Linked DNA regions of Homo sapiens: region 1 is linked to region 2. Evidence: chromatin loops called from intact Hi-C (ENCODE). Cell type or tissue: CD4-positive, alpha-beta T cell. All regions are shown on one strand. Each heading gives the region's core, and the rest is flanking DNA. Links, peaks and the distances in the headings are about the cores only. Region 1 has its middle 27 kb from the start of LINC03063. Region 2 overlaps LINC03063 (long intergenic non-protein coding RNA 3063).

Region 1 (8,700 bases), core at 283-8,282, 50 kb before region 2:
CATAGATGATTCTGAGACAAATAGTCCACGGATCCCAGTTTGAGTTGACGACTGGATTAGCACAATAGGAAAATGGAAAGATGTAGGAATTGTAGTCTCTGCAATTGACACACACAAACAGAGGCAAGAAGGCAATGACATTCATTACATGCAAGTGATCGAAGAACCCCTAATAATGGCTAACATTCACCGGATGCATGCATTAACTGATTTAATCCTTAGAGCTAGGTTCTGTTACTATCTCCATTTATAATGAAGGCATTGAGGCAGAGAGATGTTAATTATCTTGCATAGAATCACAGAGCTATTAAGTAACAGGGTTACATTTATTTAGGCAGGTCTGCCCCCAAAGTACTTATTCTAACTCTGACACCATACAGCTTCCAGCTAGTGTGCTTTGCTTTCAAAATCCAGATGTGTCAAGTATATACATTGGTGCTTGTTTAGTGTATGTGTGTATATGTATTATGATAATTCATGTGGCAAAAGCATTTTCTCAGAGTTTTCCTTTAAAAAATGCATTATTTTTTAATCCAGAGAATCAATTTATAACAATGCATTTGTATTTTAACAAGCAAACATATGCTATAGTAAATTCCAGCCAGGTACTATACTTAAGCACTGGGAATATAGAGATAAAGACCCGTGGGGAGCTTACAGTGTAATGGGAAAGAGAGAGCTGATCACAGTCCAGGACAATAGACTGGGCAGTCTACAGTTTGGTATTGGTGACTAGTATGGTGGAGAGCAGCTCAGCTTTAGCAGAAGTGCAGGGCAGTGGCTGGAGGTGTGTGGGGGGAAGGGGTCACGAAGCCCAACCACGACTGGACTCAGATTAAAATGATTTAGGGGACTTCACGGAAGAAGTAAGACCCATGGGGCCTTTGAAGAATATATTAGAGAGTCCATGAAAATCGAAGTGGCTGCCATGTGCTCTATCCTCCTTGGATGGCACTTAGATTTCCATACAGCCTTTCCACGCTTCATGCCACGTGACTTTGTAACCCTGGCCACAACTGCCTAGACCAGGGATTACTGCCAAACTCAAGGGCAACTGTTTAGAAAGAAGGTGAAAATCAATCCATTTGTTTGGGGAGTATGAGTGGAAGATGTACCTTGGAAGCAATAGCCAACTGTGTTTGAGGCAGCAAGATGTTAAGGGCACTGCTGTCCCAAGCATGATCCATGAGTCTGGGCCAAACTAGGAACTGTTTGTTACAGGTATTTGAAAAGGCAAGTACTGAAACAGAAATGAAGAGTTTAGAAATTTTTGTAGTGATTGAGCATTGTCAGAACATCCAAGCACATGGCTAATAGCTATATTAGGGATCTGTTGACGCAAAAGAATTTATCCCAAAACGTAGTGGCTTTAAACAACAATGAACTTATGATTTCACACAATCTCTGTAGTTCAGGAATTCAGGATCTGCTTAGTTGGTTGTTTCTGGCTAAGGATCTCTTCTGAGATTTCAGTCAAGTCGCTGGCTGGGACTGCAGCCATCTGAAGGGTAGGTTGAGGTGAGGGGCTGGGGCAGAGGGGATGTTCACTTTCAAGGTGACTCATTCAGATGCCAGATGGTGGGAGACCTCAGTGCTTTTCTACATAGACCCTTCCATTAAGGTGCATGAGTATTCTCACAATATGATGGCTGACTTTTCCAGAGTGAGTAATGTGAGACAGAGAGAGAGAGAGAGAGAGAGAGAGAGAGAGAGAGAGAGAGAGAGAGAGAACAAGAAAGAGGCTAGAGTGCTTTTTTTTTTTTTTTTTCCTGAGACGGAGTCTCGCTCTGTCGCCCAGGCTGGAGTGCAGTGGCGCAATCTCAGCTCACTGCAAACTCCGCCTCCCGGGTTCATGCCATTCTCCTGCCTCACTAGCCTCAGAAGTCATGCACAGTGGCTTCTGTCATATTCCATTTGTTAGAAGCAAGGAACTAAGTGCAGTCGCCACTCAAGGGGAAGGAAGTTTGTCTCCACCTTTTGAAGAGAGGAGTGTCAAAAAAATTGTGGACATATTTTAATGCCAACACAAAATATTTGTTTTGTTGAGCAAGGTCTAGACAAATTCGTGTGTTGTGGAACTTGCACAATGAGACACGTGGTGTGACTATGAAGTAGTCATGGGCATATGGACCACTTATTACTCTACAAAAGTTGAGAAAATTTAAGAAGTGGTCCCTAAAAAAACAAAAACAAATGAAAAAAAGAGAAGTGTCCTTCATCAGGGAGTGGTTTAGAAGCACTAGCCTTGAATCCTTAAGCCATAGTCTCCTACATTTTTACTCCGAAACCAAAAGAATTTTGAAAATCTACGCACCCTCCCTTACACATTTTAAAGTTAACATCAGAAAAATTGTACTATAAGTTGAAAACATATTAAAGAATATATTTCTGATATATAACAAATACTGACATTTGAAAGCAAATGATTACACTTCTCTTTTAAATGTCTTCAGTGGAATCTAAGTAACACAATTATTTGATATTCATTATCTCCAGTTAAAAACACATGAATAAGCCTTTTTAACTTTTGGTAATTGTATCTTTTTTCTCTTTAACTTAGTTTTCCACTTCACCCAGAAAATATTATCTTATTAAAAACTATTTTTTACTGAAAACCTTTTCCCCATAACCCTATCATAGTTCTCTGCCAGAAAAATATGTATATAAATTGAAATCATAGGATTACTTTTATTTTCTGTAGTTGAAAGCTCTCCATGTTAAAATTTTGGTCTGAATTCAGTTATAACAAGTATTATTAGTATACAATTGATCAAAATACTATGAACATAAATACTGATAAATAACTACTAAAGAAAAAGCAAAGTTTTATTGGAATTGCATATGTAAATGAGATGAGTAGTGCTTTTACTCTTTTTAGCTTGTGACTTCATTGGATGAAAATGACTTACTGCCAGAGTTTAGCATTAATTTTGTACCTATTTTTCATTTTTATGAATGTCTGTGCTAAGAAATCTTGTTCTTATAAACAGGTAGGTGTTAATATAAGTTTTCTTATTGTAATATCATCCAAATCTTTTGACTGCTTCTGGCTTATATAACCAAAATTGCATAAGGATACATCCCCATGTAGCTATAAAATTAAAAATTGTTTTTAATGATCTAGTAGCCGATAACTCAGGTTTAATTTTGTTGAAAGCAAAAAATTTAAAACAACCCTGTCTATCAAAGGGATGTGTTATGCAGTCAGTAGAATTATTCATTTTTTGGTTTCTGGGAAAATATTAAAAAATCATGCTTATCCTTGAAGTCTTCATCTAGTATGAAATGACTATTAATTTTATCTGGTACTCTTAAAGGCATTCCTTTTAATCCAATATGTTTAGAAAGTGTTGGAAAATAGAAATATTGTTCATTTCAATACAATTTTACCAATATAGTATTTTTTCAAATGCTTTTGACTTCTCACATGTTTTAGAAATATAGAATGAAAACATTTAGTTTATTCAATTTATGAAACACATCTTCCATTTGCCCTAATTGCCAAAGGTAGTTCCCTTTGTTAAATAAATTAACCAATTTGGACTTACTTTATGTTATAAAAAGTTATATTTCATTTTTATTACAATACAGTGATAAATTTATTGTATTTCATATTTTATAAAGTATACCAAACAATAAATTATATATTTATCATGTAGATGACAAATATCATGTCAAGATTAAACTGCTGTAGGTCACTATAGTTTCTATCTTATAAGAAAAAGATAAATCAATATTCTGTTTCACGTTAATTTATTATAAAGCAAGATAATGTTTAGCCAAATTTATTACATTTTTAAGGAAGTAATAAATATGATAGAAAGCAGGAAATTCCTTCTGTGTATGGATATGTATTGAAGCTTTTTCTCATTATATTTTTAATTCCCTCTTATTTTTTAAAATATTAAAACCATATTTATATGTTGTATTATAATTCTACTAGGTAATGAATTTGCATATCTCATCCTGTTTTATTTTTCTCTGACTCTTACTCATGGTGTCTTACTTCTATTTCTGTTTTGTGATTTTTTATTGTAAGCTCATATTGGCTGTAATTCTATCAGTGGGAAATTTTTGAGGCTGGATTTGGGCATACATTCTTCTAGGAAGGATTTTTGTTGCTTCTGCAAGGTACCTATGGGCATTAAATCTGAGTCCATTTTAAATTAGGCATTAAAGCATGGTCCATCTTAAATTGTACGTCTCTATTTTTAATTTTCAGAATTATTGCAAATAGTATAGATCTAACATGTATATGAAGGCTGGCTTGTGTCCATGTATTCACTGGGGACAAAAAAAAAAAAAAACAAAACCGGCCGGGCGCGGTGGCTCACGTCTGTAATCCCAGCACTTTGGGAAGCCGAGGCGGGCGGATCACGAGGTCAGGAGATCGAGACTATCCTTGCTAACGTTGTGAAACCCCGTCTCTACTAAAAATACAAAAAATTAGCCGGGCGCAGTGGCAGGTGCCTGTAGTCGCATCTACTCCGGAGGCTGAGGCAGGAGAATGGCGTGAATCCGGGAGGCGGAGCTTGCAGTGAGCCGAGATTGCACCACTGCACTCCGGCACAGGCGACAGAGCGAGACTCCGTCTCAAAAACAAAACAAAACAAAACTCCCCTCACCTCCAGGTCCTAGGCAATATTCCTTATTGTCTGCTTGTGCATGAAGGGGTCTTCCACCTTGTTCCACCTTTCTCTGAAGGCATATTTCTTCCTGGGTCTCACTTTTTGTATATAGTAATCTTACTTATGGCGCCTCTTCCTGCCCTGTTTGAAGGCTGTTTTTTTTTTTCAGCGCCCTCTACAGGCCAAAGACCTAATTCCTCTGGATTCATACACCTACCCAGACTGCCCATAGTTTCAATTCTCAATTGTCTATCTGGTCTGTTGTTCCTGATCTTAGTGAATTTTCCTTTCATTCTTACAGATTTGTGTAACAATTTGGAATAAACTTTAAAAAATTATTTTATAGAAAATATATATTATCTAGCACCCTTGTATGTCAGGATCCCTACTATGCTGTATTGCCAGAACCAGAAATCTTAGATGTAAATTTTGTCCATGTTTAGACAGTAGCAAGTGTTACCATGAATAGTTTGACTAGTGGATTTTATTTTGCATTTTTAGATTTTTATGTACAACTTTCCTCAATAGCCTGGTTAAAATATCCTTAGGAAGAAAATAGAAAAAAGATTCCTGGAAGTACAAAATGATGCGTTGAAAACTTTCTGATTTGGACTTAGGCCAATTATTTTAGTCCTAACTTCCTGTCTGCAGTGAATGGTCCAGGGATGGGGATGTGATTTAAGCAGGCCAAGCCGAGTCCTTCTGTGGGATTTTAGAAAGAACACTAGGAAAGAGAAAAATATTCTCCTTTTCTTGCATCTTGAACTGCAAGGATGGGCTTTTCAATCTGCAGGTGATTGCATCCTTTGAAAGCCTGTTTGCATAGCAGACAATGAAGCTGAGCAGAGAAAAACAAGATGAGAGACAGATGGAGTAGGAGACCTGAGAAGATGGCTTGAGTCCATGAATTCTGGTGTTCCCTAGGCCACATTTGCCCCCATCCTTCCCAGGTATGTGAATCAATAACAACTTCCTCCATTTATTTGTTTATAATTTTTTTTCGCTTAAGCTGTTTTGAATTGAATTTCTGTGACTTGTAATAAAAAAGCCCTAACCAGTAGAGCTCACAGTCAAAATATAGAAAGGGGCATCTGCCTGTAGTCCCAGCTACTTGGGAGGCTGAGGTGGGAGGATTGGCTGAGTTTGGGAGGTCGAGGCTGCAGTGAGCTACGATTGCACTACTGCACTCCAGCCTGAGCGACAGAGTGAGACCCTGTCTTTATAAAAATCACCAAAAAGAAAAAAAAAAAAGAGAACCAGATAGAGTGATATGCAGTGGTGGGTTAAGTGCTAACAGAGGTATTGGGAAAGGCCTGTGGAAACAACTAGCCAGACGAGAGATTGGGGCTGATGATACCATTTGATATAGTCTTGAAAGAAGACTCAGAGAGCTCCATACAGAATGCGAAGGCAGACTCTGAAGGCAGAGAAAACAATTGAGACAAAGGACTCAAAATGTAGAATGGTATGATATATAAAAGATAGCACTGGTGGAGCATGGAATATTTAGTATTTAGATTAGTTGAAAAATCAGAACTTTTGATATCAAACAATTGCTATTAGGAGAACCCAAAGTTGTCCTGAAGTATAAAGAGTTTTCTCCACTCTGCTTCACGTTCTTTAAGCGGAGTATTTTTGGCAGTAAAACAACTATGCTGAGTTGGTGCTAGGAGCTGTACAGATGCTGTTTCAAACTGTAGGTGTTCGGGGCCTCGTTTAAGAGTATCTTGGAACACAATAGATATCTAGTTAATTTCAAGAATTGTACAGGGGAAAATGAATTATCATGGAGCCACTTGGAATTGGTCCTCATCAGCCTTAGTATTTTCCTATATTCTCCTTGAAATATCAAAGCAAAACAAGATGTGGCTTTATAACTGGTTGATTGAGAAATCGCCCCTCAATGGAATATAAATACAAAATGATTTTGTTCTGGCACTGACTTCATCCATACTCCACTGAATTTCTTTTCCCATCATTTGATGATATCTTAGGCAAATTCTGTAACTTTCCAGTTATATTTTGTAAAAGCTCCAATCTCAGTCCTGTGAAAGTCTCCCCTCGCTGCCTCCTCCCAGTGCAGGCTTTGCCCATGGTTCCTAGGGCTGGCCTGGGTATGGGGCCATGCTCTGCTCACTCCCTCCTCGTGGCATTCCAGCATTGGCCCAATCTCTGTCAGGGCCACCTCCTCTGCCTTCCTCTTCTAGGCTACAATAGCTCAGCTCTTATGTGAAGAGGGAAGACTACAATAAAAGGGAAAATGTTGTTTTTCTTTTCCCCTGGATAGTGTGGATACCATCTTTTCTCTGGTGGTTTTGCTTTTTATAAGTGGAACTTGTTCCAAAGCTGGTTTTCCGTGGAGATCATGGCTGGGGCCCCCACAATCACAATTTCTTGAGAGGGGGATTCAGCTTTTGCTTGAGCTTTTAAGTCTTCCTCAGCCCACTTGGTTGTATTCCCCAAAGCCTCTTTGGTGTCTCTTTGCCTCTCTGAAGTCCTTGAGAAGAAGGGGTGAGGGAGGCTTGGTATTGGACGCTTATATTTGGTAACTCTAGAATGGGGGACTCTTGTTTTCAGTTATGAGTTCCAGTCTCCAGTTTTAGCACAACACAACAAAAAGTCCAGCTAAACATACTTTCAACTGTTTTATTTCAGAGCATATTGTCCTTGGGTTATGTGAATGGGATTCTCCAATTCAACTGGGTTGTTGTTGTCAGTTCTGGTGCCGTGTTTTAAAGGCGATATTAAAAAGGTCTAATCCCCCAACCCAATAAAATTAGAGAAACTAGTTAGGGTTGCTAGATAAACTAATGATAAGATTAGAAGCTTCATCATGGATGACACATTTAGTAAAGTATTGAATATGCTTAGCCTGGAGAATGAAAGATTCAAATGTATGATGCATTTTTAGGTAGCATAAGGATTAGAATTTGTTTCCTGGTGTTACGGTTTGGCTGTGTCCCCACCCAAATCTTATCTTTAATTATAGCTCCCATAATTCCCAGATGTCATGGGAGGGACTCGGTGGGAGGTAATTGGATCATGGGGGTGGGTTTTCCCCATGCTGTTCTCCTGATAGGGAATAACTGTCCCAATAACTGATGGTTTTATAAAAGGGCAGCTCCCCTGCACACGCTCTCTTGCTGGCCACCGTGTAAGACATGACTTTGCTCCTCACTTGCCTTCTGCCATGATTGTGAGACCTCCCCAGTCATGTGGAACTGTGAGTCAATTAAACCTCTTTCCTTTATAAATTACCCAGTGTCGGATATGTCTTCATTAGCAGTGCGAGAACAGACTAATACACCTGGGAAGTTACAGGACATTAATTTTGTTCTATGTAAGAATTTCTAAAAATCAGAGCTTTCTAAAATGAACAATCTCAGGAGGTAGTGAGCTTTCTATTATTATATTAAGCATTATCTAAATACCACTTGACAGGGATGTTGTCGAGGAGTTTCAATGATAGGATGGATTGTAAATCATGAGTTGAACTTTAAATATCTTTTTCAATCTTTTTGTTCTTTTACTCCAGAGAATAACACAGAATAGCTAACTACTTTAGGCCATACTTACAATTTGGAAGGTTGGTGGGATCAACACTGATTAAAGTTCTGATTCTCAGCTTATTATGGAGTCTCACTCTGTCGCCAGGCTGGAGTGCAGTGGCATGATCTCGGCTCGCTGCAACCTCCACCTCCTGGGTTCAAGTGATTCTCTTGCCTCAGCCTCCTGAGTAGCTGGGATTACAGGTGCTTGCCACCACATCCAGCTAATTTTTGTATTTTTAGTAGAGACGAGGTTTCACCATGTTGGCCAGGATGGTCTCGATCTCTTGACCTCGTGATCTGCCTGCCTCAGACTCCCAAAGTGCTGGGGTTACAGGTGTGACCCACCATGCCCAGCCGATTCTCAGCTTTTTATCTTTTCAGTTAAGAAAAAACAATATTTGCTGTTTTTCTTATTTGGTAAAAAGCCTTACAATATTTTGATTAGCTAGAATGTATATGTATTTATTTTTAATAGGCAATACTTTTTTTTCAGGAAGTACGCTCACTTAGGTCTACTTTTT
Region 2 (8,700 bases), core at 447-8,446:
CTCTTGAAAGACTTACTCATTTACCCTACACCTTTTCAAAATGGATCAAGTGGTTCAAACAGTGAAAAACAAACTGTTAACAAAGACTGAAAAACTCAAACCCATGCAAATGAATCAGTAACACATATGTTAGCCAAGAGGGCAAAACCATTTATTGTAATTAAACATTTATTTTTGTCCCGGGATTTCTGGTATCCAGGGCAAAAATGGTGGCATAAGAGGTGACAAAATTCTTATCTACTTGTATAAAGCATGCCAGTTCTTCAGGAAGGACAGCCTTTTTTCTAGTAATAAATTTAAAAAGGAATCTATGGTATTGGTGTGACTCAGGCTGATACTGGTCCTCTAAACAAAATTTTAAAATCTTTAAATGAGATTAAATACATTTTAGAAGTTCATGTTTTCTGCGTTAATCAGAACAGACTGAGTCTTGCTGTGGTAACAGATCTTCAAATCTCAGTGGCTCAACCCAGGAAATTTTTATTTGTTGCTCACGTCATAGCGTGATGCTGGTAACATGAATTTCCTGGGTCACTGTCATTTAAATAGAAACTCGGGGATCTGTTCTCCTTCCACCTTGTAACTCTAATTCTGTCAACTGGTAATCCATCTTTTCCAGCATACAGATAAGGGAGAGAGAGGATGAGGGGGTGGGGAGGATTGCACGAGACACTTTAGAGACCAGGCCTGGAAGAGAGACATGTTATTTCTACCCACATACCATTGGCCAGAATGCAATCGCATCCCTCTAATATTGTCCACAAGGGCAATGGGAATATATGGTATTCCTCTGTTCCTGGAAGGAAGAAAGGGGATGAATGGGCATCTGGGCAACTTCTGCCGTGTCTAGTATTCACCTTAGAGCTTTCCCTCCTCTCATCTTTAACTCTGTTTCAAAACACTTTGGTCCCTGAGGGTTCCCTGGGACAAGGAATTATGTCCACCAATTATACAAATACAAAGTAAAATTATATTAGTATAATTTATAATGAAAAAATTTCTTTGTACCAGTCAACTGAATACTAAATATTGGGGCAATTTTTGAGCATGTTTCTATAAGTGATGAACCTTTATGAACTTAAAATGAGTCTATATATATATATATATATTCAATAAAATGAAATGACTGTTCTCTTCGTCATCATCTGGAGCAGCTCTGATTTTAATTGATTCTATATTGGAGGGCCCAGGTAAGATTCTTTCATGTAAGAATTCCTCTTCTGAAAAAAAGGTTTGAGAAGCGTCGGATTCAGATAGCATGCTCCCTTGGCTCAGGCGAAAGTACCCTCAAGGATCAGAACCATCTTCCACTAAAGCCGGGAGCTAGACAGGATATTTTCACAAAATCCAAAGAGAGAGCGTCATGGACCTCAGGGAGGAGCAAACCTATTACAGAAAAGGGAGCTTTTTCATCACATCTGTATTATTCTTCGTTTGAGCCCTGAGTCAGCACCAACTGAAGCTTCAGTTGACCTGAAACACTGTGCTCGGCGGAGTTTTGGAAAATTAATCAGCTTACATTCAAGAACACTTACATCCCTACACGTTCATTTTATAACGTTTCACACCCATACATTTGGCTTTGAGGTCTGCTTCATTCAGATACATATTGGAAAGCCCTGAATTCCTATCACAGCCAGGATTTTCTTCAGCTCCAGGGATTTGTTTGGTTTTGTGCCATTTTATCCCGAGTTTTATTCCTTCCATCTGATTCAAATGTTTTATTACCCACTCATCGTTGTTCTTAACGGGGGAAAAAAGAGAAAAGAAGCTGCAAAACTGCACCTCTCTTAAAACAGGAAAACGTTCTGGTTTGAATTTCCTGTCAGATTTTGGGCAGGTTAGTTGGCAACTGGTGATTTGGACACATTTCAGATTTCTGAGTACATTTCACAGAGAGCTTTATTGGCTCCCTCTGGACCCCCGTTAGAGAACAGCGAGATGCAGGGCTCAGCTTAATCACCATGCTTTCATTAGCCAGCTGCTCTGTGCACATCACCAAGTGCGTGATCTTCATCATCACACGCTTTTTACTCTATCTGCGAGCTTGGAAAAGGGACTCATCACCATCAGCATTTTACAGTTGCGGGGAAATGGAGCTTGTGAAGAAAGCCTGATTGTCAAATGCAGTCCCCGTGATGTCAGCTACTACCTTTCTGCTGTTGTCCTAAGAAGCTTTTTAAAGAGAAGATTTTTAGATATACAAAAAGGTTACAAAGATAGTGGAGAGAGTTTCTGTATACCCGACTCCCAGTTTACCGTGTTGTTAACATCTTACACCACTATGGTCCATTTTTCACTTTAATGAACCCATATTGACACATTATGATTATCTAAAGTTCATACTTTATCGGGAGTTCCTTAGTTGTGACTAATGTTCTTTTCTGTTCCAGGACATCTGATCCTGGGCCCCACATTACATTTAGTTCTGATATCTCCTTTCCTTAGTCTCTTCTGCCACTGTACTTTTGCTTTGGTGTGTGTGCGTGCACGTGTGTGTGTGTGTTTGTACTAGCTTGTGATGTAATATGCAGGTCTTGGCCTGCCAAATGGAAAGCCAGTGGTATACAGCAAATTATAGTTAACCACTCATTAAGTTGGTAGCCATAATTGAAAAGAGAATATTAAGGAATATGCTAAATATTAGAAGTATTTTGGATGCTAGTTTGTTACAATTAAAAAATGGAGAGGAGACAGTTATATTTACAGAAAACTAAACAGCAAATAGAAGATATCCTAGAGATGCAGAGAATTCAGGCCTAAATACCATTCATTCAGATCTATAGAGACCTATAGGGTTCCCAAAGCAAGCACTAATGTGTTTCTTCTAGTGATTGTTCATTTCTTTCAGGAATGCTGTTTGTCTTTTGTGACTCATAGCAGCCACTTTTACTGATTTTTTTTTTTTTTGGAATGTCAGATGTAGTGAGCTGCCTGGGCTAAAAAGAGTTTGGTACGCAGATTTGGGCTTCATTGGCTGTTTCCCATGGGAAAGTTAGTTGATTAGATTAAAGATGAAAGACTGTCCCAGTCAGCTGTTTAGGCCATACACAGATGGAAGGAATCGGGGAAGGCAGGGTGTACACATTTGCCATGATACTCAGCCCAGATAATTTAATATGAATTTCCCCCCTTTGTTGGTGAGGGGTTGGGAGTGATAAGGTCGAAGGCGTAAGAAATCTTAAAGTATTTGTTAGTGCCGATGGTGTAACCTCTAATTCAACAAAGTACTGCACATAGGGTGTCCTTGTAGGCTTTGGGAAAATTTTAGAAGAGAAGGAAAGAGAGAGAGAGAGAGAAGAAAGAAGCAAAAAGAGAAGAGAGAGTGAGGGGAGAGAGAAAGAGAGAGAAAGAGAAAGGATTAAATGTTTCTGGCATGCTGAGAATGAAATCCCTATGGGGTAGACAGAATTTGACTGAGATAAGCCATCTTTTATGTTTCAAGCAAAAGTGAACAGAGTCCATACACTAAGCAGGTGTCAGTAGAAAGGAATTAGGTCTGTGTTTTAATTTTAAAAATTAATTTCCTCACCTTAGAATCCAACGGTGGAAGGAATTTTCAAACACTTTACATCTTTCTGCTTGCTTCCAAGCAGGCAACTCAGTCACACCCAGCTGTTCCTTTTTACTCACTGTCTTCTTGATTTCCTAGGTCTTTTTCATTTTTGCAATTAAAATGACACGATCACTTGGATAGATTAGTTGAAAAAATTAAAACAGGACAATGGCCATTCTAAATTGTACAATTGCTTGATTAAACATTGATTGAATAGTTTGTGGCTTATTCAGTTCATTCATATTTATTCTCCCTGACTTTCTTCCCTGCCAACTTTTGACTATCTTACTGATTTATGAAAGTAGAGAGGGAAAAAGAAGAAAACAGGTGAAATCATTCTGCTATTTGCTAAGTGATCTGGTAACTTTGGGGTAGGCAATGGTATTGAAAAGGTAGAATGATACATTTGTATTCATTCTTTCTCAAAATCATGAGAAGATTATTTCTAATTTGGGGATATCTGCCACCTCCTCCCCCAAGTGATAATAAACACACACACACACACACACACACACACACACACAAACAAACACACACACACACACACACACTCCTCAAATCTTCAGGTGGAACAGACTTGGCCCTACTATCTCAGCACCTCTTTGGCTTTTCATATTTACTTTCAGTTTATAAAGACACATGTGCTGTTTCCAATCTGCTTAGGGTTGGTGTTTCTGTTGGGAAAGTAAATGGCAAAAGGACCACATGACTGCCAAGGGTAAACACTGCTGAAGGCCACAGCTGCTGCTTAAGGGGGAAGGCGTGGGCTGGCTGGAAAGTTAAGGCAACATGAGGAGGAGAGGTTAGAGATGGGGTGAGAGAAGAAAGACCTGCCCCTCTCCACCTGCCTCTGCTCATTTCCTTCAGGAAACAGACACCAAGATGGAATTAGGAATGCAAAACGTTGACTAGGGGGTGATGCCTGTGAAGGATAAAGGGAGAGGGAGCAGGAACAGGTGGGACAAGTCTCAGACCATGATGCAAGTCTCACATCTGTAAAGGGAGAGCAGGAAGGAAGAAGAATCGGGCAGGTAGAGTTTCAGCCTGCAGGGCAGCTCTGAGAAAGTCTTGGCTAGGCTGATAGGGACATCCGAAGCAACAGTTTCCCAGTAGGGCAGGCATGCCCAGCCCTAGCAGACTCCTACCTCTGTCCCCTCTCCCCATGCTCAATCATTGGCTAGGAGCAGCTCTGGAGAAGCGTGGCCCTGGTATGGATGCTGTAATGGATCCCACAGCTGTGACAGCTGTAGGGTGGCAGATAACTACACTTCTCACTAAATATTATCTTTTTAAAAGTTGTTTATAGTTTTAAATTTATTGTTTATGTTTAAGGTGTACAACATGATATTTTGATATGCATATACACACTGAAATGATCACTACAGTCGAGCAGATTCTCTCTTAAAGGGAGATCTGAGCAGCACCTCCTCATGGATGCCACACCCATGAGTCTTATTATAATAGTAACGACACTTACAAAAGGCAAGAGAGGGCAGCATGCCTGGTCACATTGCTACCATTTACCCTCACATCGTATTGATCACAAGAGCCACAAAACTGAGTTATAGTTTCCTTTTAGCTCTTAAAATCCTAAGGCACCTTGCAAAAGTTAGCCTGACCCAGTTTAGTTTCTTCTAGCTGTCACATGTGGTCCAAAAACCATCTAGAACGATTTGCAGCATGCTGACTCAACTTGTCGGAGCCGGAAGCCCCTTGGCAGACACGAGAACTATCTCATCTCTCAGATCTGTGTGGAAAGGGAAATTGATTCACTGTTTTCATTCCTTTTTCTTTTTCTGAGGTTGCTTCTAAGTGCTGGAGGGTGTTGGCTTTTCTATGACTCAGAAGTATAAATCTTTTCCTAAGGTGAAAGATTAATTTTCAGAATGGAGGAAAAAATCCTTCCTAGTTTTATACTTTAAGTATGAGAATTGGTTACACAGGGGCAGTTGATCCAGAATGTTACGTTGAAGGGGGGAGATAGGAGCATGACTGAACTATAAACCAAAAGGGGGTTTCTAAACACCTCTCCGCAGGTAAATTCAGCTTTGGAAAGAGCTTTTCAAAATCATGAGGCTATGATAGTTCAATTTAGCCTATCATAAAAATCATCTGCTTATTTACTTTGACCAACACATTCATATCCCCTCCTTGTTTTCTGCCTCTCTGAGTCCAGAGAATGAAATTATCTTCATGTGAGTAATAAATTGGAGACTGACAAGTCAAAGACACAAAGGGACATGAAATTCCACCTGTGGATTAACAATTGGCCTCTCCCAGAGTTTAAACTTTTCCAGATGCAAATTCCAGAGTGGGATGAGATATTCCACAGTCGACATTTGGGACAATAGCACTTGTAGACACTCAGGGAATAAACATTATGTAGTTGATGCAGTCAGGTCTATTTCATTTCAGTAAGGAAGGTGGCCAAGCTTCCATGGTGAAGGGTGGTGAAAGTGGGTGTTGTGAAGATTGAAAACTATTCAGTTTTGCTGAAGACAGATTCTGTGTTTTAGATTTCCTGCTGTCTCACTAAGCTTTCCTGAGCTTCCTGGGGTCGGGGGCAGGGCAGAAAGCCTGTCAATAGAAAAGGAGACAGGACTTGTTAAGTTTATTTCAAACCCATTGCTTCACTTCTCATAAGCTATTTTCTACCCCTATTTTTTAAGATCAAGGTACAGTCATGCAGGGAATTTGTTCCAAGGCTCCAGAAGATCCCAAAATCCTGGGATGCTTAAGTCCCTGGTAGAAAATGGCATAATATTTGCATACAACCTATGTACATCCTCCCACATATTTAAAATCATCTCTAGATTACTAATAATACCTAATACCATGTAAATGCTATGTAAATGGTTGTTGTAGTATATTGTTTTTGATTTGTGTTATTTTTTATTTTCCTCTCCTCCCCACACATATTTCTATGAACAGTTGATTGAATCGGCAGATGGGGAACCACTGATATTGAGGGCCTTGGGTATATGGTCCTATCCTTTGTTCGTCACTGATTCATTCTTTTGGTTTTGTTTTGTTTTTTTGAGACAGAATCTTGCTGTGTTACCCAGGCTGGAGTAGAGTGGTGCAATCATAGCTCATTACCGCCTTGACCTCCTGGGCTCAAGTGATGGCATCCACCTCAGCCTCCTGAGTAGCTAGGACTATAGCTACCACACCTGGCTAATTAAAAAAAATTTTTTTTTTGTAGAGATGGGGGTCTTGCTATGTTGCCCAGACTAGTAAAAAACTCCTGGCCTTGAGCGATCCTCCTGCCTCAGTCTCCCACAATGCTAGGATTACACGTGTGAGTCACAGTGTCTGACCTGATTTCATTCTTAGTGATTGCATGGTGGATATCATGGCTTACAGTGGTTTTCATTTTTTTTTTTTAAGTAGTGGAGCTCTTGCTTCATAGAAATATAAAAGATAGAAAAGTGAGGATGGAGAGTCTGACTCTCTGTCTTGCCAGTTTCTGCTTTAGGCATCTCCACAGACACCCAAGACTTTATGGGACATAGCTTGAAAGTTACTCTTAAAGTGAAAAAAGGTGTTGAATGTGAGTTTAGGCCTAGAACATAGAGTCTAGTTCTAGTTCTATTATTATTTAGTTTTTGTAACCTTGTGTACATAACAATAGCAATAACGGTAGTAATAGAGTACCCTGTAAATGCTTATGGTTATAAGAAAGGTTGTTATAATTAGTAACTAGATATGGGGTCACAGAACTGGTTTGGTGACTCACCAGCTAAGTGAGCCTGAGCAAGTCATTTATAAGGGAGTTACTTTTTAAATTGTGACATGAGAAGGTTGGACTTGCTTCCCTCCAATCCGTTCTCCACTCTCTATCCAGAGTGATCTTTCTGAAATGTGAATCCGATCCATGTCCCTCCTTTGCATCCACCTGTTCGTTGGCTCCGCATGATGTCTAGGATAAAGCCTCCCTCTTTAGCATGACATATGGTTGTCCTTGCTCACCTTTCTTGAGTGGCATTTTCTTTACTCTTTCCCTGCCCCCACCATACACACCGTATGCTTGGATGCATACTCACTGAATAATGTGAAGCTGCTGTATGTGTTATGCTCTCTCTCACCTCTACATCTTTGCTCATGCTGTTCCTTATAACTGGAACAGACTTTTTCCTACCTGTCTTCTTTTCGCCTATCAGTTTCTTTCTCATCCAAACTGGATGTCACCCTCCAGAATGCTTTCTTTGATCCCCCCAAACTGACTTAAATGCTTCCTGTATGTTTCCCTTTAGCCTGTATGTTGTGTTGCATTAATAATTCCTGTCCTGTTCGGGTTTGCCCCAGTTGGCTGTAAGAAACTAGAAACTGTGCTTTAGTCATTGTCATATCCTGAGGCCTTAACACAAGCCCCCCTATAATGGATTCAAATATTTGTTAAATGAATTAAAGATTATTTGATTCTTCTCTGAATCTCAGCTTCCTCATTCCTTATATGAAACTAATATGTATCTCCCAGATTGTGATGAGGATTACAGGCACAAGATACGAGAAAAAGCTTGCTGACAGAAATCACTATACCTGTATAAGATAGGAGGGGAGGGCTTGCCTTACTTTTTGGTCTGTAGTTTCCTCTATACAAGTGTTTGGTGAACTGTGACCTACAGGCCAAATCTAGACCACCTCCTGTTTTTGTACCACCCATGAGTTAAGAATGGCTTTTAGATTTTTAGGTAGTTGGATACAATCAAATGTACAAATGCAGATTGTATGAAATTCAAATTTCAGTGGCCATAGATTTAGTGAGTAAGGATTAGTCATGCTCATTTTTTCGGTTATGGCTACTTTCGTATTACAGTGGCAGAGCTGAGTACCTGTGACAGGCTTTCTTACTCTAAACCAAAACTTCTTCTCTCCCCTCACTGTCCAACCCCTGCTTTGGGCCTTGGTTCTGCTTTGATTTCTAAGCCTTAGGAACACTTGATAATTTCTCACGCACCTAGAAAGAACCAGTAACTTCTTATTTATGCTAAAACAACCATATGGGTATATACACAGAACGTAGGATACTTCTCCAAAGATATTTTGTATTTGGGCACGTATAATATGATGAATTTAGGAACAAAATTACTGGGTTCTCCTGCAAACTATCTCATTACGCAGGTTATTTGTTAAAGGAAGGG

Evidence for each region. Peaks named below come from ENCODE experiments on the same cell type or tissue, not always from the same donor. Only the 100,000 strongest peaks of a DNase experiment are listed, where the experiment ranks them.
Region 1: it touches region 2 in a loop (3.0-fold over the local background); 8 of 110 quality-filtered maps call a loop at or near these places.

What each region holds. Positions count from the first base shown.
Region 1 is chr2:37,531,574-37,540,273 of GRCh38, forward strand. No RefSeq gene overlaps it. Among named protein-coding and RNA genes, the nearest start is that of LINC03063, 27 kb to the right of the region's middle. RefSeq lists an enhancer at 4,638-4,877. In CD4-positive, alpha-beta T cell, for the core only: a CTCF peak has its summit at 4,786 (motif pointing left); a DNase peak (open chromatin) is centred at 4,788; H3K4me3 peaks cover 723 bases.
Region 2 is chr2:37,581,131-37,589,830 of GRCh38, forward strand. All of the region lies in intron 1 of LINC03063 (long intergenic non-protein coding RNA 3063), which reads left to right. Among named protein-coding and RNA genes, the nearest start is that of LINC03063, 23 kb to the left of the region's middle. In CD4-positive, alpha-beta T cell, for the core only: no CTCF peak of the experiment used is centred there; DNase peaks (open chromatin) are centred at 1,931, 5,241 and 6,841; H3K4me3 peaks cover 1,798 bases; H3K27ac peaks cover 5,340 bases.